Regions from separate parts of the Homo sapiens genome. Here region 1 is linked to region 2. The links are chromatin loops, found by intact Hi-C in ENCODE. Cell type or tissue: chondrocyte. All regions are shown on one strand. Links, peaks and the distances in the headings refer to the core of each region. The heading gives the core; the rest is flanking DNA.

What was found. Hi-C counts contacts between places; a loop is a spot of excess contacts. Peaks named below come from ENCODE experiments on the same cell type or tissue, not always from the same donor. Only the 100,000 strongest peaks of a DNase experiment are listed, where the experiment ranks them.
Region 1: it touches region 2 in a loop (4-fold over the local background); 2 of 110 quality-filtered maps call a loop at or near these places.

Annotation. Positions count from the first base shown.
Region 1 is chr3:184,283,171-184,298,349 of GRCh38, reverse strand. It overlaps EEF1AKMT4-ECE2 (EEF1AKMT4-ECE2 readthrough), which reads right to left. Exons shown (of 19, transcript NM_014693.4): 8 at 14,377-14,565; 9 at 13,245-13,387; 10 at 12,758-12,872; 11 at 10,403-10,513; 12 at 8,815-8,913; 13 at 8,632-8,709; 14 at 7,992-8,095; 15 at 7,683-7,793; 16 at 7,490-7,557; 17 at 7,120-7,310; 18 at 6,911-7,006; 19 at 5,319-6,288. The coding sequence ends at 6,112. ECE2 (endothelin converting enzyme 2) reads right to left here. Exons shown (of 19, transcript NM_001100121.2): 8 at 14,377-14,565; 9 at 13,245-13,387; 10 at 12,758-12,872; 11 at 10,403-10,513; 12 at 8,815-8,913; 13 at 8,632-8,709; 14 at 7,992-8,095; 15 at 7,683-7,793; 16 at 7,490-7,557; 17 at 7,120-7,310; 18 at 6,911-7,006; 19 at 5,319-6,288. The coding sequence ends at 6,112. Among named protein-coding and RNA genes, the nearest start is that of PSMD2, 8.5 kb to the left of the region's middle. In chondrocyte, for the core only: CTCF peaks have their summits at 8,539 (motif pointing left) and 8,747 (motif pointing right); DNase peaks (open chromatin) are centred at 6,079, 6,249, 6,479, 7,209 and 1 weaker place.
Region 2 is chr3:183,817,648-183,832,826 of GRCh38, reverse strand. It overlaps MAP6D1 (MAP6 domain containing 1), which reads left to right and starts at 7,250. Exons shown (of 3, transcript NM_024871.4): 1 at 7,250-7,680; 2 at 14,716-14,833. The coding sequence starts at 7,280. It overlaps PARL (presenilin associated rhomboid like), which reads left to right. Exons shown (of 10, transcript NM_018622.7): 10 at 3,118-3,556. The coding sequence ends at 3,229. RefSeq lists silencers at 7,043-7,392, 7,453-7,522, 7,543-7,672 and an enhancer at 14,595-15,179. In chondrocyte, for the core only: CTCF peaks have their summits at 6,816, 7,024 (motif pointing left) and 7,820; a DNase peak (open chromatin) is centred at 8,025.

The sequences.
Region 1 (15,179 bases), core at 3,842-11,841, 460 kb before region 2:
AATACTTTGGGGAGCCAGGTGGAGTTGACATCGATCAATAAAGCCCTGTGCTCCCCGCCAAGTTCTGGAGCTAAAAGCAGAACAAGACAAGGTCTTCGTCCTCTATCTTCTCGTCTTTCCCTGTGAAGCCTTAGAGGCGTGTGACTGACGCGCTTATGTCAGGACTGCTTTCGAGTGATTCCATGCACTTCTTACAATCTTTTGAGATTGGTAGGGTTAGGTCCATTTTACAGAGAAGATCATATCAAGTAGTAAAATGAGGATTTATTTTTTATTTTATTTATTTGTTTTGAGATAGTGTTTCTCTCCTGTTGCCCAGGCTGGAGTGCAATGGCGCAATCTCGGCTCACCACAACCTTCGCCTCCCGGGTGCAAGTGATTCTCCTGCCTCAGCCTCCCGAGTAGCTGGATAAAGAGGAGTTTTAGAAAAAAATCCCTCTACAGATGACTGAAGAAAGCATGAAAATGTATGGACACCGTGAAGCCAGAGATAGAATAGGCAGAACAGTTATGGACTGTTGAATTTTTGTGCCACCACGCCCGGCTAATTTTTGTATTTTTAGTAGAGACGGGGTTTCTCCATGTTGGTCAGGCTGGTCTCCAACTCCCGACCTCAGGTGATCCGCCCGCCTCGGCCTCCCAAAGTTCTGGGATTACAAGCGTGAGCCACCGCGCCCGGCGGAATCAAAATTTAAAGCTCAGTCTTTCAGTCTTCAAAGCCCTTGACTGTTTTAGGCAAACCCCAGAGTTTCTTCTTCAGCTGTGTGTGTGTGTGTGTGCGTGTAAGGTGAGAAAAAAGGAAGTATCTCTTCTCCCTTTCACCTAGTGGGAACACTCAGGAGTCTTCTAGCAATCTTATTTTATGGGTTCTGACACATTGAAGAAAAAGACACCTAGTACAACATATCACAGAGTGAATGTTGGGTAAATGTTTGTGTAGATACGGAAGTAAAGGTCTGAATCCATTTTAAATACCTGTTGCTCTTTTCCACTCAGTGCTTGGATTCTAGGCATGACCTTCCATTGCCATTGCCAATGACTCCCCCAGCGCTGGTCTGCAGACAAAAATTCAACAGTCCATAACTGTTCTGCCTATTCTATCTCTGGCTTCACGGTGTCCATACATTTTCATGCTTTCTTCAGTCATCTGTAGAGGGATTTTTTTCTAAAACTCCTCTTTATCCATGACTTCCTTCTTCTTTTTTTTTTTTTTTTCCAGACGGAGTCTCGCTCTGTCGTCCAGGCTGGAGTGCAGTGGCATGATCTCAGCTTGCTGCAACCTCTGCCTCCCGGGTTCAGGTGATTTTCCTGCTTCAGCCTCCCAAGTAACTGGGACTACAGGCATGCACCACCACACCCCGCTAATGTTTGTATTTTTAGTCGAGACGGGGATTCACCATGTTGGCCAGGCTGGTCTTGAACTCCTGACCTCAAGTTATCTGCCTGCCTTGGCCTCCCAAAGTGCTGGAATTACAGGCATGAGCCACTGCGCCCGGCCTGGAACTGTGTCTTATTCATCTTTATGCTCCTAGCCTCCAGCCTAGCGCCTGGCTTGTAGTGAGCCTTGATAAATATTTGCAGAATGCATGCATGCGGAATGAATGAATGAATGAATGGCTTTGCATTCATCTTCAGGCCATCTTTGTGTATAATAACAACCCACTGGGAGCTGTCTTTGGAGGCCAGAACTAGGCACTGGAAAATCATGAGGTTTCTCCATTTGTAAATCATGATAGACCCACTAAAACTGCTTTTTTTTTTTTTTTTTTTTTTTTTTTTTTTTTTTTTGAGATGGAGTCTCCCACTGTCGCCCAGCCTGGAGTGTAGTGGCACGATCTCGGCTCACTGCAACCTCCGCCTCCCGGGTTCAAGCGATTCTCCTGCTGGTCTTGAACTCCTGACATAGTGATCCACCCACCTCAGCCTCCCGAAGTGCTGGGATTACAGGCATGAGCCACTGCGCCCAGCCTGCTTTTTTTAATTAAAAAAAAAAAATAGGACCTCCAATCCTGCAGAAAACTGTGCTTATTTTTATGAGGGACTCTCTTCCACCCGGACATTTCCAAAGTGCTATCAAGGGTGTGAAATCATACTTCTTGGCATATGTTAGCTTATTGTGGATGGGAATTAGTTAGACTTACCAATGGGACTGCATAAGGGATGGCCTAGCACTTTACCTATAATTGCTTCCCTGTGTCCACCGAGGAGCACCATCCCTTATTTCCCCTTCTGCCTGGACACACCAGAGCATATCACATACGCATACTCAGCCTGACAGGGCTACTAAGGGTAAAGGTTACATCTCTTACCTGATGTTCACCTTGGCTTGCCTCTGGAACCAAGCACCTGCAGAGTGTTCAACAAACAGGTGTTCCCTGGCTTGATTTCAGCTCAATGTGTGCTTAGGTTTCCTGAAGCTGTCTGGTTGTCACATGTGCCTTGCCCAGGGAATCTGGGTTGCATGGAAATGCACCTGCTGGTGATGGTCCCACTCAGAAGCATGATGAAATTGCCCAGAAGACAGATGTGTGTGTTTCAGTCTAAATTCTGTCGTGTTGGAAGACTAACTGATAGTGATTAAGGGCATCTGAGTTCCAAATCTAACTTTAATGCAATCTGTCTTGTCTGACATTGGAAGTTACGTGATCTTTTCCCTTAGTTTCTCCATTCGTAAAATAGAGACAATGATAGAACCTCCTTGCAAATCATTGTGTGCATTTAATGAGAAGGTATGTTTAAAGTGTTTAGCACAAGCTTAAGCAAAATAGTGACCCAGTAAATTAAGGCTAGCCATCATCATCATCATTTGACACTTTGACCTTTTTGCAATATGAGGTTTTAATAACCCACTGGCCAGCCTGTCAGAATCCTAAGCTGGCCTCTGAAATTAGGTGTCAGGGAAAGGGTAAGGCTTTATCTGCCAAGCCTGTCTCCTCAGTCATTATGCTGTCTGACATTATAAATCTCATCTGAATGTCACGAGTCACTTACTATCTCTTTGGGTTCCGGAATTTGCTAAGCCCATGGATTCACTTTTTAGAGCATTAAAGCAGAAATGCTCCTCAAAGATCGTCTCATCCAATTCACTTGTTTTACAGACTGCAGAAGATACTGAGACCTGAAGGCCTAATGTCACACAGCTCAAGGGTGGCAGAGCTGGAGGTAGACCAGGCCTGCAGATGTGATGGCCTCCTCTTTCCAATACACGCAGCCATTTACCCTGGAGTCATGCTCTTAGAGACTCAGGCTGTGCTTTCCCTGGGTCATGGAGTTCCTCAGGACACTTTTCTCCTTTCTGAGCAGTTGGCTACTTTCTTCCTTTTGTGGCCAGCCAGCACTTTGAGGTCACATGACAGAGATCCACATACAGCTCTTTATGGAAAGATTGTGGGACACATACTATTGCCATTCACCAAGGGGCCAAGGACCAGCAGCAATCATAACCAGAGCTTCACTCCTCCCCTTCCACACTGAACAAACTCATCCCTACTTGCACCTTGGAGAGCACTAAGGTTTTTTTGTGTTTTTTTGTTTGTTTTTGAGATGGAGTCTCGATCTGTAGCCCAGGCTGGAGTGCAGTGGCGCAATCTCAGCTCACTACAACCTCCACCTCCCAGGTCCCGGTTCAAGTAATTCTGCCTCAGCCTCCCAAGTAGCTGGGATTACAGGCACACACCACCACGCCCAGCTAATTTTTGTATTTTTAGTAGAGATGGGGTTTCACCATATTGGCCAGGCTGGTCTCAAACTCTGGACCTTGTGATCAGCCCGCCTCGGCCTCTCAAAGCTCTGGGATTATAGGTTTGAGCCACCGCGCCCAGCCTAAAGCACTGAGTTTTAAAGAGAATTGAGATTGAGGCTGGGTGTTGTGGCTCACGCCTGTAATCCCAGCACTTTGGGAGGCTGAGGCAGGTGGATCACTTGAGGTCAGGAGTTTGAGACCAGCCTGGCCAACATGGTGAAACCCCATTTCTACTAAAAATACAAAAATTATCTGGGCGTAGTGGCACGCGCCTGTAATCTCAGCTACTCAGGAGGCTGAGGCAGGAGAATCACTTGAACCTGGGAGGTGGAGGTTGCACCACTGCACTCCAGCCTGGGTGACAGAGTGAGACTCCATCTCAAGAATAAAAAATAAAGAGAATTGAGATTGGACTCTTTCCACTGTTTTGCTGTAGTTCTCATTTCATAGGTGAAGACACTGAGGTTCATGGAGTTTAGGGAACAGGCTGAAGCTCACAAAACTATCAGAGCTTCCATTTCAGTCCAGCTCTCTTTGACTGCAGTGAAGTAGTTAGGGATAGATCTGTAAAATGGAGACTAGAGTATTTGAAAAGGGCGGTTGTTGCAAGGATTAGGTGAGCTCATGAAGGCGAAAGTGCCAACAGAAGAAGAGTCACCTAAGGGAAGAAGAAACTTCTCATTCATCAGTTTTGTTTTGTTTTTTTCCTAAGAGATGAGGTCTTGCTATGTTGCCCACGCTGGATTTGAACTCCTGAGCTTAAGCAATCCTCCCACCTCAGCATCCCGAGTAGCTGGGACTACAGGCGCACCACCTCACCTATCTTATTCATTTGTGTATCACCAGTGCCTGACACATTGTTGATAAAGCAATTTTTTTTGAAAATAAGCCTATGAATGTATAAATTAATAAATGGATGAATGAATAAAGAAATGAGCCACCTAGCACAGGTGCCTGGAACACAGGAGGTATTCAATCAACGTTCCTTTTCCCTCCCTCACTCTGGAGGGTAGAGGCCATATATGCAGTCTCTGTGCCTGGCACTTGGTAGGCCTAATGAGTGTGTGTAGGTGGAATGGCTGACTCTTGGGAGCTCTGAGCCTTTGAGGCTAGAAGGAAATGTTTGTCTTTTCAGCTACAAGCAGAGGCCAGGGCTTTGAGCTCTGGGAGCTCAGGGAGTGATATGCCCAGGACTTCCCACCACTGCAGGGTAAGGGCCGCCCATCTTCCAAGTTGACCCTGGCCCAGTAGTTACCCACACTCAGTGTCAGGCCTGGCTGCACGCACCAGTGGAGGAAAGCAGCAAATCCTTCCAGCTGTAGAACAGCTGGGGATGAGGCTATGGCCACCAGTTAGCAGACAATGTATTCTGCCCAGTCAGACTCAACTTCCTTCCATTCCTCCATCCTGCCTCTCTTTCTCTGTCTTCTCTGGGCTTCAAATCTCAGTCCCCTGTATCCACTAGTGAGTAAATGAGCACTGACGACAGTGGCTGGCATACAGTAGTTGCTCTATAGACGCTGGTGGAATGAGTGAATGGATACATGAAAACAGGACTGAAGGAAGAGAGACAGGCTGACGGATGCATGTCTGTTTATTGGCACAGGGTCCTATAAGGGCCAAGACCACACCCTCCCACCCTCTTTTCTGTAAAAATAAACTCTGTTCTTCCTTTTCCCTGCTCTATCTGCTTTCCTGCTTTGTCCAGGGAGAATCAATCATTTGCTAAGGCTTGTGCCCTAAGACACAGGAACCAGTACCCGCTACACATATGCACTTCCCCTCTCAGCCCAGGGAAACAGTGGGCAGCAGGAGGCTTTCAGAGGCCCTTGGGCTTCCACTAGGAGCTGTCAGTGAAGGTCAGCAGCAGCACTGGGAGCAGTGGCACAAGGAGCACAGGGTGAGGTGGGGGTAGCCCGTGAGGGTGAGCCAGACAGAGCTGAGTCCACCCCTAAGTGCGCACTGAGTGAGCCTGGGGAGAAGTCCAGGAGGTACACCACCCAGGCCTGTGGGTCACAGTGGGGCAGGCACGGCAGGCCCCATGGCCGCCAGGCTGAGTGAGCCTGGGGACAGAAGAGGCAGACTCCTTCCTATGGGAACTGGCCTCCCCACCCAGACCTCTTCCAGGCAGGGTGACACGGAAAGATGTCACAGTGAATGGTGGGGGCTCTGCTGGAGGCAGGGGCACCCCCAAAGCAGAGGCACAATGTGGTGATTGAGGAGGGTCTGTACTCATGTCACCTGTGGGGGGGAGGGACTAGACCCAGCCCAGCTTGCATTTGCTTCCTCCCAACCCAAGAGCAAACAGCTTTGTCAGGAGAGCTGCCCCAGGTCTGGTGACAGCTGGCCATTTCTCCCCTGATCCAGGTCTACCACACCTCACACAGCTGCCCTGGGTTCATGGGGGAGCCGACAGGGCAGCCGAAGTGCCGCAGGAAGTCACGGGAGTTGGAGAGAGTGCCCAGCACGCGGAAGCGGGCAGGGCTGTGGGGGTCGGTCACCAGCCCCTCGTGAGAGCTCTCTGGTGTGCGGACCGAGCACCACACCTGCGGGCCAGGACAGACATGGGGGCATATGGTGTCTAGTGTGGAGCCGGGCCTTAGAGTCAGCTACAGCCATCCCAGGGGCACAAACCACCACCGCTGCAGCCCCTCCCAAGTTCCTTCCAAAACTGCCCTGGACATCGGGTTGCCCAGCATGGACATGACGAGGGGAAAAAGCGGAGCCCCAGAAGCTGCCTGCTGTGGCTGCCCAGCGGAGGCTCTGCCTGGGTCCTTGCTCTGCCACTTACTCTATTCCTGGGCAGCCCTGGACAGGCCACTCTGCGTCCCGAGCTTTCGTTTCCTGCATGTCTCCCTCACAGGAACAGCGTGAGGATGAACGTTTGCCCCCTTCGCCACCCTGTGCCCCGCAAGCACGACAACCTTGCCCTTTGAACTATGCGAAATCCTACCAAGGCATTCTCCCGCTCAGGCCTCTTCAGGCTGCCTTTGTGGGCCCTGGCTGGCCGGAGGCTCTGGGCATGGGCCTTCCCAGCCCACCTTTCATGCCCCAGCCTCAGCCCCATTCACCAGCCCGTTTGACACGTGCCCCAGAGTTCTCCTAATGACATACTCAGGAGGGAGCAGGACAAAGGGGCAGACCCCAGGCCTTCCGAGAGGGTGATACCTGGGCAAATCCCACGAAGAAGAGCTGGTGGTTGGTGAGCCCCACGGCTGGCAGTTGCTGCTCCTCCCCATGCTTTCTCAGCCATGCTTTGTAAGCCTGGGGACAGAACAGTGGGCAACAAGCCCATCCAGGCCTGCCCCCACCCACCCGGCACCTTTCACCCCAGGCCAGCAGGCCTCAGCCGCTGGAGGGCTGGTCAGGCCACTCACATTGTAGGCAGCCTTCAGCCCCCCGTTGTCAGCAATGTTCTCCCCCAGCGTCTGGCGGCCGTTGAGCCTCTCCCCATTGACCTGGTATTGATTGTACTGTTCCTCCATGCAGGCCGTGTGGTTCCGGAAGGCTGCCAGGGACTCATTCTGCCACCAGGGCCGCAGGTTCCCTTCTTTGTCATACTCGCGCCCTGAGGAGAACTCACCTTTGCACCCCACCAAAACCAGAGCTCGTCTCTTGGGGGCAGCAGTGCCCCCACCAGCCCTGGTCCACAGACTTCAGGGCCCTTGGGGCTACATCAATGTCCCAAGGCCTTGCAGGAGCCACTGGGAATTCTAGGCTAGAGGGGACGACTCCATGGGCCCCTACCTTGGTCATCAAAGGCATGCGTCAACTCATGGCCCATGACCACACCGATGCCACCGAAGTTCAGGGCCCTGGTGGGTGAGGAATAGCAAGTGAGGACATGGCGGGGGTACTTCTGAATCCCACCTCCAGCCCTGCTCCCAGCTCAACCACAGGCCCAGGCCCCAGCACCCAGCCCCTCCTGCTTCAGACACACTTGGGGTGGTTGCGGGCATAGAAGGGGGCCTGCAGGATGCCAGCGGGGAAGACGATCTCATTCTTAGTTGGAAGGTAGTAGGCATTCACTGTCTGGGGGGTCATGCTCCACCTGGCGGAGGAAGAGTGAGGGGCTGAGGCTCCCGACTCTCCTGACACTGCTCCCCTCCCAACAGCCCTGCCCTACCTCCTGCAAGGGTATGGGGCCGCCGGTCTGGGACCAGTCTTGCCACCCTTTTCCCCCATCCCAGGAACCTTCCCCCACCTCTCCTGCCACCCCTAGTGTCTATGTCCACCCCGTCATTCTCACTGGTCTCGGCTGGGAGGCTTGCGGAGCTGGTCAGCCATAACCTTGGCAGAGAAGTTGTACAAATTCAACATGTTTTGGAAGAAAGAATCTTCAGAAATTTCGTACTGTGGGAAAGGTGGGAAGTAGAAAGAGAGCAAGAGAATCCATTGGAGAAGATAATAGCGCCAGTTTGGCTACTCATTAGTATCTCTCCAAACCTCAGTTTCCTCAACTGTAAAATATCTAGTAAACCATAATTGGCAATATTTAAAGGCCATTTATGTTATGGGTGCTGTTTTTTTACATACTGTATTCATTTATCTCACAACAACCCTATGAGGAAGGCACTAGTAGGACCCCCATTTTACAGAAAATGAAACCAAGGCCTAGAGAGATTTTGTTAAGGTTACAAAGTTAGAGGTAGAAACAGAATTTGATTAGGCTTGACTCCAAATCTTGGCTCGTTAGCACTATATTTCACTGCTGTTTGGCCTGCAGCCTGTCACAGAGCCAACATTTTAACAATGCTGGTTACCTCCATCTGCCTCTAAAAGAAACCGACAAGCACCTCTTTCCCAGTGCTTGAGCCCCAATTTCTAAGCCCAGGGAACAGTGCCCTCTACAGGGCTGAAGTTCAGTACTGATGAGCGTAGGTACTCACCCCGTCATAAACATCATCCAGCTCTTTGGGCTCCAGGATAAAGTCTGGGAAACCAATCATATCATAGATGGCATCTGCCTGAAGAGACCAGGTTAAGGGTTTGTTTCCTTCCCCAGGTTCCTAGCAAAACTGTATCCTTGAACCCCACCTCAAGATGGCGCCCCAACCCTAGCCACCGCTCACTTTCTCCTTGGCTGCCTGGCGGGTCTTCTCATCCATCCAAACCAGCTGTCCCAGGGCCTCCTCAAATGCGGTCCGGATTTCGCTGATCATCCCCTCTGCCTGGGAGGGAGGAGGTAAAGTCAGCCTTCCCCTGCACTGAATGCATCCCTGCCCCACCCATCCACCCTTGGTGCCCCATCCCTGTCCACCCAGGGGAAATGGGAACGTCTAGACTAAAGAAATACGGCTGAGCACCTGGAGACGATGAGAAGGAAACACCATTTGTAAAGGTACTGGGATTGTGGCTGGCTTTTTTCTTAATTAAGTACACATTTTAATTGACAATAAGTTCATCAAATTATATTATAATTTAATATAGTGCAATGATTTTTTTTTTTTTTTGAGACAGAGTCTGGCTGTGTTACCTAGGATGGAGTGCAGTGGCGCAATCTCGGCTCACTGCAACCTCCGCCTCCCGAGTTCAAGCGATTCTCCTGCCTCAGCCTCCCAAGTAGCTAGGATTACAGGCTCCCGCCATCATGCCCGGGTAATTTTTGTATTTTTAGTAGAGCTGGGGTTTCACCATCTTGGCCAGGTTGGTCTTGAACTCCTGACCACGTGATCCACCCGCCTCAGCCTCCCAAAGTGCTGGGATTACAAGCGTGAACCACCACGCCCAGCCTAGTGCAATGATTTTTATCTGATTATGAAAAGAGGACATTCACAGAAAATTTGGAAAATTGAGAATTGAAGAACAGACCAGTTATAAAGCACTCATTCATAGATAAGTTCTTTTAACATTTTGATTACCCACTTCTAGAGTTTTTCCCTCCCCTGATATGCATATAAAATATGGAATTATGTTGTATAGGGTATATATTTTTTGTAACCTACTTTTTTTGCTGAAAGATATATCAGCCATTTAAGGATCCTCACAACCCATCCTAACCACAATTTATTTTTCCTTTACCCTATAGTTGGACATTTAACCTGTTCTCATTTTCTGCTATTATAAACAACATTGCCATAAAAACCATAAACATCCTTACAGGTAATACTTTAAGCACATCCATTATCATATCCTAATAAATAAATATTTCTTCTAGTTATATAGTTAAACATAAACACATAGACAACTTTAAAGGACTCTTATAATCCCACTGCCCAAAGCAGCACTACTTCATTTGTTCATCAATTTACATCCAGTTGTTTTTCTTTTCTTTTCTTTTTTTTTTTTTTTTTTTTTTGAGACAGAGTTTTGCTCTGTCGCCCAGGCTGGAGTGCACTGGCGCGATCTCGGCTCACTGCAACCTCCGCCTCCTGGGTTCAAGTGATTCTCCTGCCTCAGCCTCCCAAGTAGCTGGGATTACAGACACCCGCCACCACGCCCGGCTAATTTTTTGTATTTTTAGTAGAGACCAGGTTTCACCATGTTGGCCAGGCTGGTCTCGAACTCCTGACCCCATGATTCACCCGCCTTGGCCTCCCAAAGTGCTGGGATTACCGGCGTGAGCCACCGCGCCTGGCTCCCGTTGTTTTTCTATATGTCTGCACATACATGAACAGTCAATTTTGAGGGCATAGTGTTGAAAGAATCTTGTAGACTCACAATTTCTTTGCTTTGCCGGTCAAACGTGGCCTTCACGAAGAGGGACCCCAAAGCAAAGCCAAGGGCGTCATCCGTGTTGGAGATGCAGGTCTGCCACCTCGGCACACAGGACTGTTAAAGGACAAAGAGCCAGGACCCTAGAGATGGCTGTGTCCTCCAGTCAGAGGGCCTTTCTCTGTCACTGGGGCTAGCAGCCCTTCTCAGCTCTGGACAAGAGTCCTGGGTTTGCTCAGTGCCACATCTGTCTTTTTTTGAGACAGGGTCTTGCTCTGTCACCCAGGCTGGAGTATAGTGGTGCAATCACTGCTCACTGCAACCTCTGTCCCCTGGGCTCAAGCGATCCTCCCACCTCAGCCTCTCGAATAGCTGGGACCCCAGGCACATGCCACCACACCCAGCTATTTTCTTTTGTAATTTTAGTACAGAAGGGGTCTCACCATGTTTCCCAGGCTGGTCTTGAACTCCTGAGCTCAAGTGATCTGCCCGCTTTGGCCTCCCAAAGTGCTGGGATTAAAGGCATGAGCCACCGTGCCCGGCCCACAACTAATTTTATATCCAGTCAGTCCCCCATGCAAGAAACCTGGGAGTCACTCAGCTTCCTCCATCTCCCTAACCCCCCACATTCAGTCTATCAGCAGTTTCTACTACTTTGACTTCTTTTTTTTTTTTTTTGAGATGGAGTCTCACTCTGTCACCCAGACTGGAGTGCAGTGGTGCGATCTCAGCTCACTGCAAGCTCCACCTCCCGGGTTCACGCCATTCTCCTGCCTCAGCCTCCCGAGTAGCTGAGACTAAAGGCGCCCGCCACCACGCCCGGCTAAATTTTTTGTCTTTTCAGTAGAGACGGGGTTTCACCGTGTTAGCCAGGATGGTCTTGAACTCCTTACTTCAAGTGATCCGCCCACCTTGACCTCCCAAAGTGCTGGGATTACAGGCATGAGCTACGGCGCCCTGCCTGCTTTGATTTCTTAATCATCTTTCCCATCCACTCAAGTGGACGGGGAAAATGATTACCACTTCCCTGACCTATAACACTATCATCTTGAACTCCTGAGCTCAAGCACTCCACCCACCTCAGCCTCCCAAAATGCTGATTACAGGCACGAGCCACCACACTCAGTCTGCAATTGCCTTTTTTTTTTTTTTTTTTTAAACAGAGTTTTGCTCTTGTAGCCCAGGCTGGAGTGCAATGACGCAGTCTCAGGTCACTGCAACCTCCAGGTTTAAGTGATTCTCCTGCTTCAGCCTCCCGAGTAGCTGGGATTACAGTTGCTTGCCACCACGCCCAGCTAATTTTTTGTATTTTTAGTAGAGATGGGGTTTTACCGTGTTGGCAAGGCTGGTCTTGAACTCCTGACCTCAGGTGATCCACCTGCCTTGGCTTCCCAAAATGCTGGGATTACAGGCATGAGCCACCAAGCCTGGCCTGCAATTGCCTCTTAACTGGACACCCTGACTCCATTCTCATCCCCGCTTCCCTGCTGCTCCCCTCCATCTTCCATTTAGCCACCAGAAATATCATTTCATACATAACCCAACTGTGTTTCTCCTCTCCATGCTACTCCCATGGAGCCCCATCTGTGAAAGAATCAAGGCCGGACTTCCCAATACAATATTCAGATCCCTTCCCAAGTGCCCCATGCCCACCTTACCAAACCCCGTCTCTCAGTTGCCCTCTTCTCAAGCTCATGCCAGAACGTGTGTAAAGCCACCATGCTCCTTTTGGCCTCTAGGAATTTGCACATGCCGTTCCTTGTCCCTGGAATGCCCTTCTCCCCGGCTTTCTTGGTGAACTTTTCCATCACATGGCACCTCTCAGAGAAGGCTTCTCTGATGCCCTTCCCCACCATCCCCCCAGGTGAAATGTGCTGTCCCACCTCTGTCCTATAGCAGAAAAGTCTTTCACTCAGTGTGAGCAGTTATCACCACAAAATATAATGTATTTGTTTACATGTCCACTCCCCCCACTTAATGGGGCATCTTGAAACTAAATACTCACTTATTTATTATATCCTCTCCATCCTCCTCATCAAAGCCGAGTGCCTATACATACCATGTACTGTGCAGGTGCTTCACTTACATTAACTCAGCTAATACTCTTCCTGACAACCCTCCAAGTTATTCCTGCTTTACAGAGCAGGAAATGGAGAGTCAGAGAGGCTAGGTGATCTGCCCAAGGTCCTACAGGCTAGAAAATGAATGAGTTGGGATTGAAACGCAAGTCGGCTTGCTTCCAAATTCTGCGCTCCATACTATGCACCTGTGCACCATGAGGCACATGGTGCCTGTCACACTGAAGGTATGCAGCATCGGTTAGACTGGATCAGAACGTGGAGGCAAAATCAGAAAGCCCACCTTCTTAGTGCCATAGAGGGTCTCCAGCAGCTTCTCTTGTGCAGACTCAAAGCGTCGGTCCAGGCTTGAGGTTGTCTTTTGCACCAGGTTCCAGATCAGGTAATTGTTCAGGATGCTGACAACCAGACCAGAAAATAAGAAAAGGGCAGGTGGGATGCCCTTCACACCCCTCAAACCAGCCCCCAGGAACATGCAAGTTGCAGGAGTCCCGAGAGGCATATGTGGAAGCTGTCCCGGGGTTCCTCTTTGGTCCCGGGGCCACACACCTGCCTGTAGAGGTCAGGTTGGAGAGCAGTGGGGGGACAGAGATCACAGGGAGCACCCTGCAACCCTAGCGCAGAGGAAAAGCCCATAGACATTCTGATTCAATGTTTGGAAGGCCCATAGCATTACCAAATGTTGTTCTGTGTGGCTGGGCCTGTCCATTATGCCCAGCCTTGCTGGAGACCTCCACAGAACCCACCCTCACCCTGGGCTACCCCCACACCTTGGTTCCGTGCGGTTGATGAGCTCTGACACCTGCTGCAAATAATCCATCCCATACACCACCACAGGCTCAGAGTCACTCAACTCCAATGGTGACAGCAAGAAAGACAGGAACTCAAGCCAGTCCATGGAGGGCGCCAGAGCCTGAAAGAAAAAAATCTCAGGCCTTGCCTGCCCGACTCGCTTCCAGCAGAACCCTCCCCCACTGTATGCTGTAGCCTGGGAGCCCTTCCCATTGCCATAGCAACAACTACTGGCTTCATGGTGTATCCTTCCTGTAATATACCCTTTTCCAGGCCTGGACACCTCCAATCTGGGAGCCCAACCACTTATTATACAAGGATAACCACTACATGTGACATTCAGCTGGGGCCTAGATATTCAAATATTTTCCTAACAATTGATAAAATACCACTCCCAACACCCTGCACGTACTGGCTTCTCCTCCAGAACCACACTCCATCCCAACTTTTCCATAATCCAACATCTAAAGTGTTAATGGCCTGGCACAGTACGGGTCCCCCAGTGGAAACTTTCACTTCTATTTTTTTTTTTTTTTTTTTTGAGATGGAGTTTCGCTCTTGTCACCCAAGCTGGAGTGCAATGGCGCAATCTCAGCTCACTGCAACCTCCGCCTCCCAGGTTCAAGCGATTCTTCTACCTCAGCCTCCCGAGTAGCTGGGATTACAGGCATGTGCCACCACACCCGGCTAATTTTTTATTTTTAGTAGAGATGGGGTTTCACCATGTTGGCTAGGCTGGTCTTGAACTCCCAACCTCAGGCGATCCACCCGCCTCGGCCTCCCAAAGTGCTGGGATTACAGATGTCAGCCACCATGCCCAGCCTATTCTGATTGTTTTGTGGACATCTCATACAAACTGTTACACATTTTTAACACAATCCCTCCATGCATCCCCAGGCAAGAAAGGGACCAAAGGATGACCCAGTGAGAGGTGGCCTAAATGGACACCATTTTTTTCCCCAGGACAGCAGCAGTGCAGCTGGGGAGCACAGAAAAGCAAGGGAATGAGGAAAGGACTGGCTGCCTTGGGGAGATGGCATGGAGGGAAGCTGGGTGGTCCATGCCAAGGCTGGCCCCTCTCAGTTGTCTCCAGCCCCCTGCCTGCCCCACCTGCAGCTCCGAAATGCTCATCTTGTGGTAGATCTTCTCCTCGTCGCGCCGCTGGTCCTGGGGCACTGTGATGTTGGCCAGCTGTATCTCCAACTCCAGCACCTGCTGCATCTGCTCCCTCGTGGAGGTGGGCCGCCCACCCAGCAGCATCCCCAGTTCCTCCATGTAATCCAGATAGGCAGTGAGCACCTGTCAAGGCCCGGGTGATCCTCAGAGCCCAGCAACAAGTCCTGCCCAAGGCTGAGATCTGTTCTTACCACCACCTCTGCCCAATATCTCTTCTGCTTGATCCTTCTGGAAGCCTTTCTGGATGACCTGTTTCATTTCTGACACACTGCTTACCTCCATTGGCTAAGTATTGTTTACTTACTTCTTCTTCTTCTTTTTTTTTTTTTTTTTTTTTTTTTTTTTTGAGATGGAGTCTCACTCTGTTGCCCAGGCTGGAGTGCAGTGGCGCGATCTTGGCTCACTGCAACCTCCACCTCCTGGGTTCAAGTGATTCTCCTGCTGCAGCCTCCCAAGTAGCTGGGACTACAGGCGTGTGCCACCACGCCTGGCTAATTTTTTGTATTTTTAGTAGAGACGGGGTTTCACCATGTTAGCCAGGCTGGTCTCGAACTCCTGACCTCAGGTGATCTGCCCGCCTCGGCCTCTCAAAGTGCTGGGATTACAGGCATGAGCCACTGCACCCGGCCATGTTTACTTACTTCTGTACTTGTTTATCATCTATTTCTCCAAGGAGAAGGTGAGTTCCAGCAGAGCATTGTTCCAAGTTACAGCAGCTTACTCACTGCTGTCTCTAG
Region 2 (15,179 bases), core at 2,908-10,907:
TGGAATTGGTTGCTAAACTGCTTCCTTGGGTCACAGCAAATGGCATTGTGGTTACAAGACCTTCCACGTGTGCTTCAAACAATGGGGTTTTGCCTAGACTAGTGCTTAGTAGTAACTGTATCACGGAAACACGGTCAGGACTCTTGGCGTCCATCTGATCGTGGGAGACCCGTCAGCATGAGCTGGATCCCCTCGGGGCCTGTCTTTTCTTACATAAATGTTGCCTTTTGCCCTTACTTGGTTTTTATTTTGTTCCGCGACAATGGAAAACTTAATTTTTTTTTTTATTAAAAAGAAAAATCTATTCTGGCCAGGTGCAGTGGCTCACGCCTGTAATCCCAGCACTTTGGGAGGCCAAGGCAGGCGGATCACAAGGTCAGGAGATCGAGACCATCCTGGCTAACACAGTGAAACCCCGTCTCTACTAAAAATACAAAAAACTTAGCCGGGCGTGGTGGCGGGCGCCTGTAGTCCCAGCTACTCGGGAGGCTGAGGCAGGAGAATGGTGTGAACCCAGAAGGCAGAGCTTGCAGTGAGCCGAGATCACGCCACTGCACTCCAGCCTGGGCGACAAAGTGAGACTCTGTCTCAAAAAAAAAAAAAAGAAAAATCTATTCTAAGTGAAGCAGTTTTTCCCAGTAGGTGGCAGAACTAAATGCCATTATGCCATTTATAATTTTAAGTGATTAAAGAGGAGTAGTATGTAGTATATGCAAGGTCTAGCTCTAACAGCAGTGCAGTATAAATAGTAGAAACTGACCTGATATTACAGTATGAGAAACATGAAGGGGTTCTGTTTTGTGAGCTCTAAATTTATCTTCCATGTATACTTCAAGGCTCTTCTCCCCAGTAGATTTTTATTCATCTGAACTATAATTAGGTGGCCTTTTTCCATTCTGAAAATAATTGGATCAAATGCATTTTAAAGTCCAGGGTCTGAAAGGTGGAGGAATCCTTTCTCTTTACTGTTTCTAATTTAAACTCCTTTTCATTTACTAGATTTCAGTCATGTCCAGAATTCATCTTTTCTAAAAGCTTTAATCTAGATTTAGAAATCTAAAATCTTTTATTTATTTTTTTTTCGTTGAAGTGCCCTGATTTTGTTGGTGGTAAAGACTCCATTAGTATCCACTTATACATTTCCCTGACTTTGCCTCTGACCAAACCTTACAGTATTCACATTGTACTGTTGCAATAATAATAGCTAACATATTAATACGCTGAATATTTGCTGTGTGCCTAAGCTAAGGATTTAATTCTCTTAAAATCCTGTGAGGTATTTTATTTTACAGAAAAAGAAACTGCTTAAAGAAAGTAACTTATCCAGGTCACACAAGTAACAATTGCAGAGCTGGAGTTTCAGATGAGGGCTGGCTTGCGCTGCCGCTACAGAAAAGAGTGCCCTAGAAATCGGTCATCTTGCATTTCCCGATTTTAGTTTAGCCAAATGAAAAATTCCTTTTGGATTTATGAGTATAATCAGACAGTATACCTGTGAAATTAAAGTATTTGACTCTTTGCTTGAAATAAGTAGGTTAAAAAGATTTGGGTGGCCGGGCGCAGTGGCTCACGCCTGTAATCCCAGCACTTTGGGAGGCTGAGGCAAGTAGATCACTTGAGGTCAGGAGTTCGAGACCAGCCTGACCAATATGGGGAAACCTCGTCTCTACTAAAAATACAAAAATTAGCCGGGCGTGGTGGTGCATGCCTGTAATACCAGCTACTTGGAGGCTGAGGCAGGAGAATCACTTGAAGCCAGGAGGCAGAGGTTACAGTGAGCTGAGATCACGCCACTGCACTCCAGCCTGGGCAACAGAGCGCGACTCTGTCTAACAACAAAAAAGATTTGGGAAAACACTTTATTAATGAAGAGTTCCTGACAAAGTGATTTTTTTGGGGAGAATTTTTATAATTGCATTTGAATATTAGGGTGCTCCTTTTTCTCTCATTCTAAATTCACCAGAGACTTAAGCACAGAGAATTTTTATTACATGCCTGTTAATTAATGTGTATAATCAGATTTTAACTATATTTAGTGAATATTAAGATTCAGGTACAAATCAAGCCCTTTATAATTAAACATACACATTCAGAACATTTTTAAAATATTAAAACATTAAACTGCTCTTCTCACCCACTCCAAGTCAAATAGCATTTTTTCAGTCAGGTGTCTGGGAGCTCGATGCAAGATAACAAAATCTGGTCTCTGCCTCAGGGAACATGAAATCTGTTTGGGGAAGCCAGAGCAAAAATAAAGGTTTTAATAGCAAGCTCTCACTAACTGCCCCTGGAAATCCACCCCACATCCTCCAGGAAGCCTTTCTCTACCCCCAGTGCCCTCAGGAGCTTCTCCAAGGCAGGCCCTTCCCAGAGCGCAGTGTGCTCCCCAGCTCACAGAAGATGCTCCCTACACGCTGCAGGAAAGTCCAGTGCCTGCAGCACAGGCTTCAGCAGCAGACTCGGGTTCTAGTCTCAGTCTGCTGATTCCTAGTTGTGGAACCTGAGCAGGCGAAGTTACTAAACCTCTCTGTGCGTCAGCCTCCCAGGCTCGTTGCTTCAGGCCGCAGTTAGGCTGTGTGAACAGGAGAGTGGGGATGGGAACTAGGTATCTTAAAGCGGGGCAGAGTTTGGATGAGCGGGCCACCCTTCGTATAGTTAGGAGGAAGATGACGGGAGGCATGGAAGCTGGGATAGCCATCCTGAGTCAGTGCTAATTCTGACACTTCAGAACATCGAGTCAGTCTGACCTGCGAGTGAGCTTTCATTGACCACTTAGAAACTATTAGCACCTTGGACAAACTACTTTCTTTCAGACCTGGTTGCTTCATGTCTGCGATGGGAAAACTGATACTTAACTTGCAGATAGTGGTGAATCAAAAGTAGTATATGTGAAGTACTCACACACTGCGGAGCATTCAGCCATCGTCCCATCCTACTTCTACCTTTTACATATTGTAATATGAAAGCTAAACCATTTCTCGATGTGAGTCAGTTTTAATCGGCTACATAGTGAGTGGCATTCGATTTTAAAAATGTCAACTTGGGATCTGTCACCATGCTACTTACCATTTGTATGTCACACTGTTTGAATGTCGGACCTGGTTTGTTTTTCTCCAGATGGTATGTTACTTACGGTCATGAACTGATTTGGAAGAACAGGGAGCCGCTAGTGAAAATCTGGCATGAAATAAGGACTAATGGCCCCAAAAAAGGAGGTGGCTCTAAGTAAAACTGGGATTGGACAGTAGTGGTGCATCTGGTCCTTGCCGCCTGAGAGCCCCAGGAGACATCGGCTAGAGTGACCATGGCTATGCTCCCGTCTGGAAGATGCCAGCATCTGGCCTCCCACTGTTTTCAGCTGTGTCCCCCAGTCCGTGTCTTTTTAGAATGTGAATGATGATAAAGTTGTGAAATAAAGGTTTCTATCTAGTTTGTAAGCAGATGTGTGTGTTCTCTCTTTAAGGGGCCGACACGGCTCTGGCATTTTGCTTTGGTTGTTGCATTGACAGGACCTGGGGAGAGTGCACCCTGAAAGGCCTGATCAGAACATGAAGGCGCTGGTTGCCTGTCTTTGGACCCTCCAGTGCCTCTGCTTAGCCTTCACTCTTCCTTGCCTCCCCCTCCCCTGGGTTGGCTGCACATAAAAGTCGAGAGTATCCCCTCTCCAGCACAATCTGAAATAACAGCTGCAGTATTTTCTCAATTTTCAGGAAAGGTAGTGTTTTCTGGCAGTGAGTGGCATATACAAAAAGCTATTTTCAGGTTTTGCTTTCTAGGTTCAATTTGTAGATAAATTAAGAGGTAGAAAGAAGTGATTTGGGTAAATTCAGACTTGAATCTGAGCCGAATTTTATCTTCTGTTTGAAAGTGTTCTAATTGAAGCGTCTCACTGAAATAGCAGATAGTGGCTGTCGTCGTCACAGCCTCACTGTTGTGGAATTCATGTTACCCTCGTGACTGAGAATGACATCTAGGAAATGCAGTTTGAGAGTATGTTCTTCTTGAAGTCATTTACAGGAGAATTTTTAGTCTTTTGATGGCTTCAAAATGTTATACCAAGTCTTGCAGCTTTGTCCTGGGAGGATCGAAGGCCCTGATTTCAGCCTCCTGTGGCCGATCGGACTCAGGTTGTGTGCCGTGGGGGATGGGAATGGCGGCTTTGGAAAAGGAGTGGGAGTGGTGCCCACCTCACCAGGCAAGTGAGAACTGCATGGCAGCACGCGCCCAGCACATAGAAATTGTCCAGTATTTGGCAGTCCTTCATATCCTTCTTCCATCAGGCTGGACTTGTTTCTACTATGATTTACAGTTATTCTTCCCAGGCACAGGATTCTGTTCTAAACTCGTATCACTTCTAGGGGAGAGAGTTATCTTAGCCATCATTTTGCCAGCGAGGAAACGGCACACGTGGTGTAGGGGCACTGCCCAAGGTCACAATGCTTTGCTCTGACATCTGCTAACAACTCTGCAACACAGATGAGGCAAGATGCGTTTTCCAGAGATGGGATAGGAGGCTGAGTTCATAGGGACATTCCCTCTAGAGCCCAACATTAATTCACATCGTGCTTTGGGCAGACCAGGCAAAGAGGCAATGAAGACATCTCTGTGTCCCTGCTTTGTGACTGGGAAAAAGTTAGAAGTCCCTGTAGCATCTCCTGGTCCCTAAAACCCCTCAATGCTGGAGCCTCTGTGCATGGCCTGGGGAGGCCAGAACCTGGCTGTGGCCGGAGAAGCCTTGCTGTCCACAGCTCCCTCCTGATTGCCCACGAGGGTGCTTCACTTTCTCCTCTTGGCTTCTCTGGGGACCCGCGATCACTGCCTTCAAGGCCATGCACTCCCTGGCCCGTGGGCCTCTTGGGCTGTGCCGCCTCCACTGGCATCTGAAGTGTGGGGTACCTAGGAACATGCCGTGGCTGCCGTCTCCCTCATTCCATACACTTCTTGAGTGGGTGCACTTGCTGAAGCCTCAGTTATCTGTGAGGATTCTGAGCTCCAGACCCACAGAATCTCTCTGTACTCTTAGTAAATGTGTCTACTGCAACACACGCATGGTTCCAGGCTCTGGGACCACCCCCCCGCCCTGCACAGGCCCCTCAAATAGCACTCGGCTTAAGGAGTGACACGAGCAATCGGTGAAGTCTGAAACCCGGAGCCATTCGAGATCTCCCTCTCTCGCCTCTTATTTCTAGAATTCAGCCCCTCAGCCTTCCCAGTGCCTGTGACTCCGTGGTGGTCCTCACTTCTTAGTCCCTGGACTGTTGAGCCTGTTCTTCCAGCTGGTCTCCAAAGCAACCCTGTGCTTCTCCATATGCCTGCCAGAGTGCTAAAAACATGTCTGTCATTCCTTTGTTGTCACCTGTGAAAAACTTTTATTTATTTGAGACAGGGTCTCTCTCTCTCTCTCTCGTCCAGGCTGGAGTTCAGTGGTGCAATCATAGCTCACTGTAGCCTTGAAGTCCTGGGCTCAAGCCTCAGCCTCCAAGTAGCTGGCACTGCAGGCACACACTACCACGCCTGGCTAATTTTTAAAAGTTTTTTGTAGAGACAGGGTCTCACTGTGTTGCCCAGGCAGTTCTCAAACTCCTGGGCTCAAGCAGTCCTCTTGCCTCAGCCTCCCAAAGTGCTGGGATTCCACGCATGAGCCATCTGCACCCGGCCATATGAAAAGCTAAAATTCCTTAGTGTGGCCACCAAGACCCTCCATGGTCTGCTACCTCAGCTGAACCCTCCTCCCCCGTGACCTACATTCCCACCTGGCCCAACCACCCTCCCTCACAACAGGTGGCGAGTCCAGCTTTCCCCAGCCTGCCTCCCTCTCATGCTGACCTGGCCTTGTCAGTTCAATTACACTTCCTTCCGTCCCTCACTACCACACTAAACCTCCTGAAGGCACCCAGAATTATTCCTAGCACATAGCAACTGCTCTTTGACTGTTGTTTGATCAATGAAGTAATAAAAAGAGAGCTGCTCTCTTTTCCTGCGAGATGGAGAATTTTAGTCCCAAGCGCCATCTGCCAGGCTGGCTAACCCAGGGCCGTGGCGGACAGTCCACAAAGAGTTCACTCTGACCCGGCCCCTGTGTGTCATTTTCCAGGATCTCCCTCTACACCTGGCGCCTCGCCTGCTGCCTGCTGGGACATGGCCTGGCCTGCTCAGCTGACCTGCTGCCACTTCTAGGCAGCCGTCATGTCACTTTGCTACAACTTCAAGCTAAGACAGGCAATGTTTTGGGAGATGAATCTGTTTTCTGACTGGCCAGGGATGTGCTGCAGTCCCCTCCCAGGCGCAGACTGGATACCTTCCAAGTACAACCTTGAAATGGAGCTCTGGGTAATTAATGCTGTCTCAGTAGTGTTATTAGTAATTGGTCTGCAGTGTATACCGAGAGCATGTGTCAAATATTCAGAAAAGCGTTTGTGGGTGGTCAGGGAGTTGTTTGAGACGGTGTCCTGCATTGAACAGACCTGCCTTTACGCTGGAGGATCCCTCAACAGCTCTGCCTGAAAACAGCCATGCATGCACAGGAGGAAAGGAACTTGATAGCCTTGTGGCCAGTTCTGTGGCCGCTTTATCAAACTAAAGCTTTTGCAAATGGCCATGCTTTAAAATTAGGAATTTCAGAACCCAGGGAAAGGTCGATTGGTGGCTAATGCCAATTCTAATGAAAAGTGGATTGGTTGTCACAAATGTAGACTAGCATCCTAAAGGCAAATAGGCGGCGACTCACAGGCTGACTGAAACACGTGTTCTCCGGGAAGCAGGGCCCCGAGTCTTCTCTGACACCCTCATTGCTGCACCTGCCCCTGTGCCCGCGGAGTCCATGCGGTGCAGCCTGGCACAAATGCAGCAGTCGCTGGGCGTCCCGAGGCCACATGGAGAACCTCCCGGCTGGCGGACTGCTCCCAGCTGCGACCATCGGGCCCTTGGCCTCTGCGAAGCCGGGGCCATTTATAAGATGACACTGAGGGAACTTTGGATTCAATTCTGAGGCATTCTTCGAGATGGACACTTGTAAATGAATGCAGGCGGTTTCCGGTGCCCCCTGGCGACGGTGCAGCCTTTCCCCCATCCGCGCTCCCTCCAGCTCCAGCCGTGCGCAGCCGGCCCCGGCCAAGTGGGGCTGCCGCCGAGTGCGCCCCCTCCCGGGACGCCCACCCTCGTGCCGGGGGGCGGTGCTGCGGCGGCGCGGGGCGGGCCGCGGGGGCGGGGACGCTGGGCGCAGGAGGCGCGGCCGGGAGCGCCGCGCGCCGGGAGCGGGGCGGCGGGCGCCGGGGCTGGCATGGCGTGGCCCTGTATCAGCCGCCTGTGCTGCCTGGCGCGGCGCTGGAACCAGCTGGACCGCTCCGACGTGGCGGTGCCGCTCACTCTGCACGGCTACTCGGACCTCGACAGCGAGGAGCCGGGCACGGGCGGCGCCGCCTCGCGCAGGGGCCAGCCTCCCGCGGGCGCCCGGGATTCCGGCCGGGACGTGCCGCTCACTCAGTACCAGCGGGACTTCGGCTTGTGGACCACGCCCGCCGGGCCCAAGGATCCGCCGCCGGGGCGCGGACCGGGGGCGGGCGGCCGCAGGGGCAAATCCTCCGCGCAGTCCTCCGCGCCACCTGCGCCCGGCGCCCGCGGGGTCTACGTGCTGCCCATCGGCGACGCGGACGCGGCTGCAGCAGTGACCACGTCGTACAGGTATGGGCTGGGTAGGGACCGCAACGAGTCCCCACCCTGTGGTGGGAGGACGCGGAGGCCCGGAGCCAGAGGGATGGGGTGGGCGGCAGAGCGGAGGCGCCTGGAGCCCGGATCCCACGCGACCTCGGAGCTGCCGGCGGCCTCAGAGGTCACCCCCGTTTGGTCCGTGGGCACTGCAGGCGGCGCCTTCGCTGCTCCATGCCCGGACTCAGTGCTCGAGCACCCCCGTGCCGGGAGCGCACCGCTGCCCTCGCAGCCGCCCTCCTGGGGGCAGCCGTCAGAATGGCCTGCCTTCAGCCGAGTTGGAACCGGCCTCCCTTTAACTCCCACCGCCGGGCCTAGCCGTGCGAGGGGTGCGCGCAGGCCATGTCCCCCAGCTCTCTCCGGTCACTGCCTAGTGTGCGGGCGTTGGTGGTGAGGACCGAGCGCAGGGTCCCGTGTGGGTGAGCCCTTCAGAGTCCCACTGTGACAGGGGCTTTCAGGGAGAACGGGTCCGCGGGCCCTCCCCACCTCCCAGCCCAGCTCTGCTCCTGGACAGCCGAGGGCTTTCTCCCTTTTTTCCTCTTACCACAAAAGTAATTCATACTGTAGAAAAATGGGAAAGTACAGAAATTACAACAAAATACGTATCTCCTTGATCCCTCCCCAGACGAGTTCTTTCTACTCCGTAATGTGCATTTGGTGCATATGCACTGATATATTTTTACGTGGTTAGATTCTTACTGTACACTTTTTTCACCAGTTGTAGAAGTCTGTCCGTGTTACTACATGTTCTGCAACATGAATTTTAATAAACGTGCAGTATTTTATCCTATGGATATGCCTTTATATCTTCAAGTTTTATTTATCTACTTCCTTACCATTGACTATTTAGGGTGTTTCTAATGTGGGACTATTAAAAGCACTACTTTTCCTTTGATGCAGCTATTTCACTACTAGGAATTTTCCCTACAGGTATCCTACAAGGTAGGGTGGGAGCTCAGGAGCGTAAGATAGGTGGAGACATTGTACAACAAACCCCTTGTCCTGCTGATGTAGGGAACTGGTTAATTATAGCACAGCCATGAAATGGGATACTGAAACCCAGCGGATCTTAAATATACGCATACCAAAAAAGCAAGGTGCCCAGCAGCACGTAGGCTATTTGTGTTTTAAAAAGGGGTATTAATATACACACATATGCTCAAATAAGCACAGGATGCCCTGATGGATGTCTGAGGAGATGGTACCGTTAGGGAGAGGAACTTGATAGGGACTGCCAGGGGTGGAAGGCTTTTCACTCTGCTCTTTTGAACGATTGCTTTTTTTGCCTTTGTAACATGTCCATGTATTGCCTATCTTTTTAACTTTTTTTTTTGGAGACGGAGTCTCGCTCTGTCACCCAGGCTGGAGTGCAGTGGTGCAATCTCGGCTCACTGCAATGTCTGCCTCCCTGGTTCCAGCAATTCTCCTGCCTCAGCCTCCCGAGTAGCTGGGATTACAGGCTTGTGCCACCATGCCCAGTTAATTTTTATTTTTATTTTTATTTTTGATTTTTTTCTTTTTTGAGACAGAGTCTCGCTCTGTCGCTCAGGCTGGAGAGCAGTGGCGCCATCTTGGCTCACTGTAACCTCCGCCTCCTAGGTTCAAGCAATTCTTCTGCCTCAGCTTCCTGAGTAGCTGGGATTATAGGTGTGTGCCATCACGCCCAGCTAATTTTTTGTATTTTTAGTAGAGATGGGGTTTCACCATGTTGGTCAGGCAGGTCTTGAACTCCTGACCTCATGATCCGCCTGCCTCGGCCTCCCAAAGTGCTGGGATTACAGGCATGAGCCACCATGCCCGGATGAGGGACTCCTTCTAAAAGCTAAGCCAGCCAGGCATGGTGGCTCACACCTGTAATCCCAGCACTTTGGGAAGCTTAGGTGGGAGGATCACTTGAGCCCAGGAGTTCAAGACCAGCCTGGGCAACATAGTGAGACCCTGCCTCTACAAAAAATAGAAAATTAGCTGGGCGTGGTGGTGCCTGCCTGTGATTCCAGCTACTTGGGAGGCTGAGGTGGGAGGATCCCTCAAGCCTGCGAGGTCGAGGCTGCAGTGAGCAGTGTTTGTGCCACTGCACTCCACCTAGGCAACAGAGCAAGACCTTGCTTCAAATAAATAAAAGCTAAGCCTCTGCTAGAACATCCCTAGTAAAGAGGAGCCCAGCGCCATGCAAGTCAGCTCGCTCCATGGGCAGACTGTTGTAACTGACAGAAAGCGCTTCCTTCCCGGAGCTGAAGCTGTCTCCCTGCAAGCTCCACCCCTTGCCCTGCTCTGGTGCCTAGAACTTCAGCCGCTGGAATGCGCTGCACGCTCAGGACCCCTGGCCTTCCAGACTCTCCGCTATTCAGGCCCCTCCAGCTGGCTAGTCTAGGGCCTGAGCGCTGCGGCTCAGTGTTGCCCACTCCAGCTTTGGCGGCTCAGCTTGAGGACGTGTCAGTGAATGCAAGACCCACCCTGCAACCACTGTCCCCCAGCGAGTTCCTTACAAAGTGCCGACCTATGAGGGAGCCTCCTCCTGGGGACATGGAATGTTCTTTGTGTCTTGATAATGGTGGTGGTACCCAAGTGGTTACATTTGTCAAAAGTCATCCAGCTGTATGTTTTTAATGGATGAATTGTATGGTTTGGAAATAATGCCTTGATACAGTTGGGTTTTTGGGGGGTTTTTTTGTTGTTGTTTGTTTTGTTGTTGTTGCTGCTGTTGCCCAGGCTGGAGTGCAGGGACATGATCTCAGTTCACTGCAGCCTCAACCTCCCAGGCTCAAGTGATTTTCTCACCTCAGCCTCCCGAGTAGCTGAGACCACAGGTGGGCACTACATGTGGGGTTTTGTGTGTGTGTGTGTGTGTGTGTGTGTGTGTGTGTGTGTGTGTGTGTGTGTGTTTTAGAGATGGGGTTTATGTTGCCCAGGCTGGTCTCAAATTCCTGGGCTCAAGCGATCCTCCTGCCTCAGCCTCCCAAAGTGCTGGAATTAAAGGCATCAGCCACTGTGCCCAGCTTGGTTTTTAAAACTAATAAAATTGGGGGGATAAGTTCATACTTTTTGGCTCTTTAATTCCACAGTTAGGAATTTATCCCAAAGAAATGATGATATGAACAAAGATTTAGCTGTAAGGATGCTTATCACAGAAGTTACTTTTTTTTTATTTTAAAGTTAAAAAGAGGCCGGTCGCAGTGGCTCACACCTGTAATCCCAGCATTTTGGGAGGCCGAGATGGACGGATCTCCTGAGGTCAGTTCAAGACCATCCTGGCCAACATGGTGAAACCCCGTCTCTACTAAAAATATAAAAATTAGGCCGGGCGTGGTGGCTCACCCCTATAACCCCAGCACTTTGGGAGGATGAGATGGGCAGATCCCAAGTTCGAGACCAGCCTGGCCAACATAGTGAAACCCCATCTCTACTAAAAATTAGCTGGGCGTGATGGCACGCACCTGTAATCCCAGCTACTCGGGAGGCTGAAGCAGGAGAATCCATTGAACCCAGGAGGTGGAGGACGCAGTGAGCCGAGATAGAGCCACTGCACTCCTGCCTGGGCAATAGAGCGAGACTCCATCTCAAAAAAAAAAAAAAAAAAAAAAGCAATCCCTCATCTGTGTGGAACATGTGGTGAGTGAATGTCCTGCCGGGCCCTCCCAGCTCTGGTGACGGTGAAGGTACTAGCTGTCGCCTTCTCTGCTTTAACGCACACCAGGCTCAGCACTCCCTGAGGTTAGCCCCCTGCAGCCTTCGTGTAGTGCTTGCCGTCCCCATTCTACAGACAAGGAAACTGAGTGGCTGGCACAGCTCTGAATGGCAGAGAAGGGAGTGGAACCCGTGTGACTTGCCCCAGAGATCAAATTTGTAGCCCCCATGGGTTTTCATCCCTTAAGAGCTGCCTCCTTGGAGTCACTTGCTTTCTTGAACTGTGTCCTGAGGCCAGCTGTGGAAAAGCCTTGACAGACAGGAGTCGGGGCTTGTTGGGGTTCTTACCTCCTGGTGTGTAAATTCAGGTGGGTCAGCCTCTCTTTTTTTCTTTTTTTTTTTTTTGAGACGGAGTCTCACTCTGTCACCAGGCTGGAGTGCAGTGGCGCCATCTCGGCTCACTGCAACCTCCGCCTCCCGGGTTCAAGCGATTCTCCTGCCTCAGCCTCCAGAGTAGCTGGGACTACAGGCGCCCACCACCACACCCAGCTAATTTTTGTATTTTTATTTTGTATTATTTATTTATTTATTTGAGATGGAGTCTTGCTTTGTTGCCCAAGCTGGAGTGCAGTGGCGCAACCTTGGCTCACTGCAACCTCCGCCTCCCGGGTTCACGCCATTCTCCTGCCTCAGCCTCCCGAGTAGCTGGGACTACAGGCGCCCGCCACCATGCCTGGCTAATTTTTATGTATTTTTTTTTTTTACTAGAGACGGGGTTTCACCGTGTTAGCCAGGATGGTCTCGATCTCCTGATCTCGTGATCCGCCCGCCCCAGCCTCCTGAAGTGCTGGGATTACAGGCATGAGCCACTGTGCCTGGCCTAATTTTTGTATTTTTAGTAGAGACGGGGTTTCACCATGTTGGCCAGGATGGTCTCGTTCTCTTGACCTCATGATCTGCCCGCCTTGCCCTCCCAAAGTGCTGAGATTACAGGCGTTAAGCCACCGCGCCTGGCTGGGTCAGCCTCTCTGACCCTTTCTTCATCCGAAAAGCAGGAATAGCAAGAGCTTGGCTGCCTGGACCCCTGCCCCCAATTCGGGCAGAAACACAGGATCACTGTTGAACTTGACCCTCCCAGCGCCATGCCAGTGGGCCTCTGGGACCCCCACCTTCCAGCTCTGGGACCTGATACAAGCCACTCCCTCCAGCCTTGTCTTGTAAGATGTACATCATCTAAGCAAACTTAAGAAATTCAGAAAGCCAAGGAAACGAACAGAGCCAGGAATCCTGAAGATGTGAGGCCACTCCTAACTCAAGGTTCTTGAGGGAGTACCCAGGATCCCCGGGCCTCAGCTTCTTCACCCCTGCAGGACCTGCCTTGCTGGCTTCTGGTCTGCACGTGAGTTGATCTGCCTTGCCTGCCTGGCCACATGGGCACAGCAGGTCCTACCCACATCCAGCCTGGCTCCTTCCACCTGACAGGCCCCCTCTGAATTCTCTCTGGGCCATTGGGCATCTTTGGCCCAGTTGCTAGCCCCGCCCACTTCTGGAAGGCAGTCCTTGCTCCCTGGTTGCTTCCCTCCTTCCTGCCTAGGTGGGGCAGTTAAAGGGCTGATATTCAAGTTCCACAAGACTTGGCCCCACTTTACTGAGTGCCCGAAACGAAGACTCACAACAGCCTCAGGCACATGGGTCAGCAGCCCCACTTTTCAGAAGAAACTGAGGCTCAGGGAAGTTGAGGAATGTGTCTGAAGCCATGTTGGGCTGAGAACCCAGGCCTCCCAATCCTCTGTCCGGGGCTGATGCCGGAACATGCTTGAGCACTGTATGGGGGCACAGCAGGCAGGGAGGCCTGTATTTCTTACTAATCTTGGCCTGAGCCATGAGTCTGTTTTCTTTCTCTCCAGGCAGTCACCGGGTCCTGCCCATTCCATCTTTAAGGTCCCCTCTCCCATCTGGGCTCCAGCCCCGGGTTCCTCCTCTGGCGGCCGCCAGGATTGCTGTCGTCTGTGGCTCTGGTGGCTTCCTGCTCTGAGACCCCTGCAGCCACCTCAGGGCAGCGGGCTCAGGATGCCAGGCCCAAGGCTCAGCGTGGGCATGTGAAGTGTTTTGGGGACAGAAGGGCGCGCCCAGGGGAGGACCTGCTTCCGCAGGAGGAACAGAGCAGCATATGGTTTGGGCAGCTGGTCTTCAGAAGCTCGCGGCTTCGGGAGTGAAAATTACCTGACGGGGCCCCGGCCTAGCTCTCCTCCTGGCACCCCAGTGCTGGCCATGGACACAGCCATTCCCTGCCCACGCAGCCTGCCCAGTGGTGCCCCAGCTTTGCAGCTGCCAAGGAGAAAGGCAGCTTTGTTGACCTCAGGGCCTGAAGCCCAACCCCGGCAGTGTCCAGCCTGGGCAGGAGCAACTCCGCACACGTGGGTGCCAGGCCCAGCTAGCTGGACACTTCCACCTTGGCCAGGTGCTCCTGGGACACAGGGACTTCTGCCTTCTGAGCTCCCCATCTTGCAGAGGAGTGGGTAGAATTAAAGGAGGTCCCTTTTGTTCAGAGAAATGGAAGCACTGTCTTTTCATGGAGAAAGCTGCTCCCGGTACATGGAGCTAGCGGTGCCAGCCTCATCCTCTCCCTCCAGGGCCCGCCTTCCCCCATCACACCACCCTCCCCGCCACAGGCTCAGCAACAGCGCATGATCCACTCCCTCCACCATGCACAGAGCTGTGCAAAGGCCAGGCCACCTTGGAGTCTTTTGAGATGGTCACTGCGATCCATTCTTCTGCATGAGTTAATGAGACAAAGTATAAAAAACTAAAAGTTCTGAGCCTTATTTTTCTTTTCAGTCTTAAGCGGGTCTGGCAAGCCAGGGCTGTGCCCGGTGCTGAGGGCATTTCCTCTTCAGGCATAAGCAGTCACCATGACCTGGGTCTCTTGAAGCAGCCTGGCTCTGGAGGGGCAGGTGTGGGAGAATCGCAGGGGGTGCAGGTATAGCACCGGGGCTGCTCGTCTCCAAGACCCAGCAGTGCCAGGTGCTGTTGCGTTCTGAATGAGACCCAGGTGCTAACTGAGCTCTGCCCTGACCCTGCCGCTCGCCTGCAGTGTGAGAATAAGCTTCCTCTCCTACTTCCTTAGGGACCGGGGTGAGCCCAGATTTCCCAGTGGATCGCTGAGGTGAGGGGCCAGGCAGCCACACACCTTTCTCCTGGAGCTGGGCCTGCACGGGAGTGCACTTGCCTTGCCAGTTCTGTCTTTGGGAAGATGATGAGGACTGCCTGGAGCCGAGGGTTTCAGCAATTGGCAGGGCCGTGCATGGGGCAGAGCAGCAGCCCCTGGGGAGTCGGTAAAGGGGTGGCTGACCCTGTGCAAGCTTGTGACCGTGTTCTCTGTTCCAGACAGGAATTCCAGGCTTGGACTGGAGTGAAGCCCTCAAGATCCACAAAGACAAAACCAGCCCGAGTCATCACAACCCACACTTCGGGATGGGACAGCAGCCCTGGGGCCGGCTTCCAGGTCAGCCGGAAGCTGGTGTAGCAGGGGTGTGGGTATAGAGGCCTCTTTCCCCGGGTAGGGATTAGGAGCCAGATTTTCATGGTGTAAAATGCAATTATGACCAGGGACAGCAGTGCCAACCAGATGTCCCGAACAAAAACCCAAGGTACTTCCTCATCAGTAGCCAGCTGGGTGGCCCTCTAGCGTTGGCCTCTCTGGTGAGCAGGGTCTCTCTGCCTCCTAAATCCCCATCTTACCCTTGGCCACTGAACGCTAGTGACTGGCCTGAGTACCACAGCATTTGTGTAAGAGGAAAGAGACGATGGAAGGGAGTGGGGGCATCTCAGCTCCGATTCCCAAGTGGTTC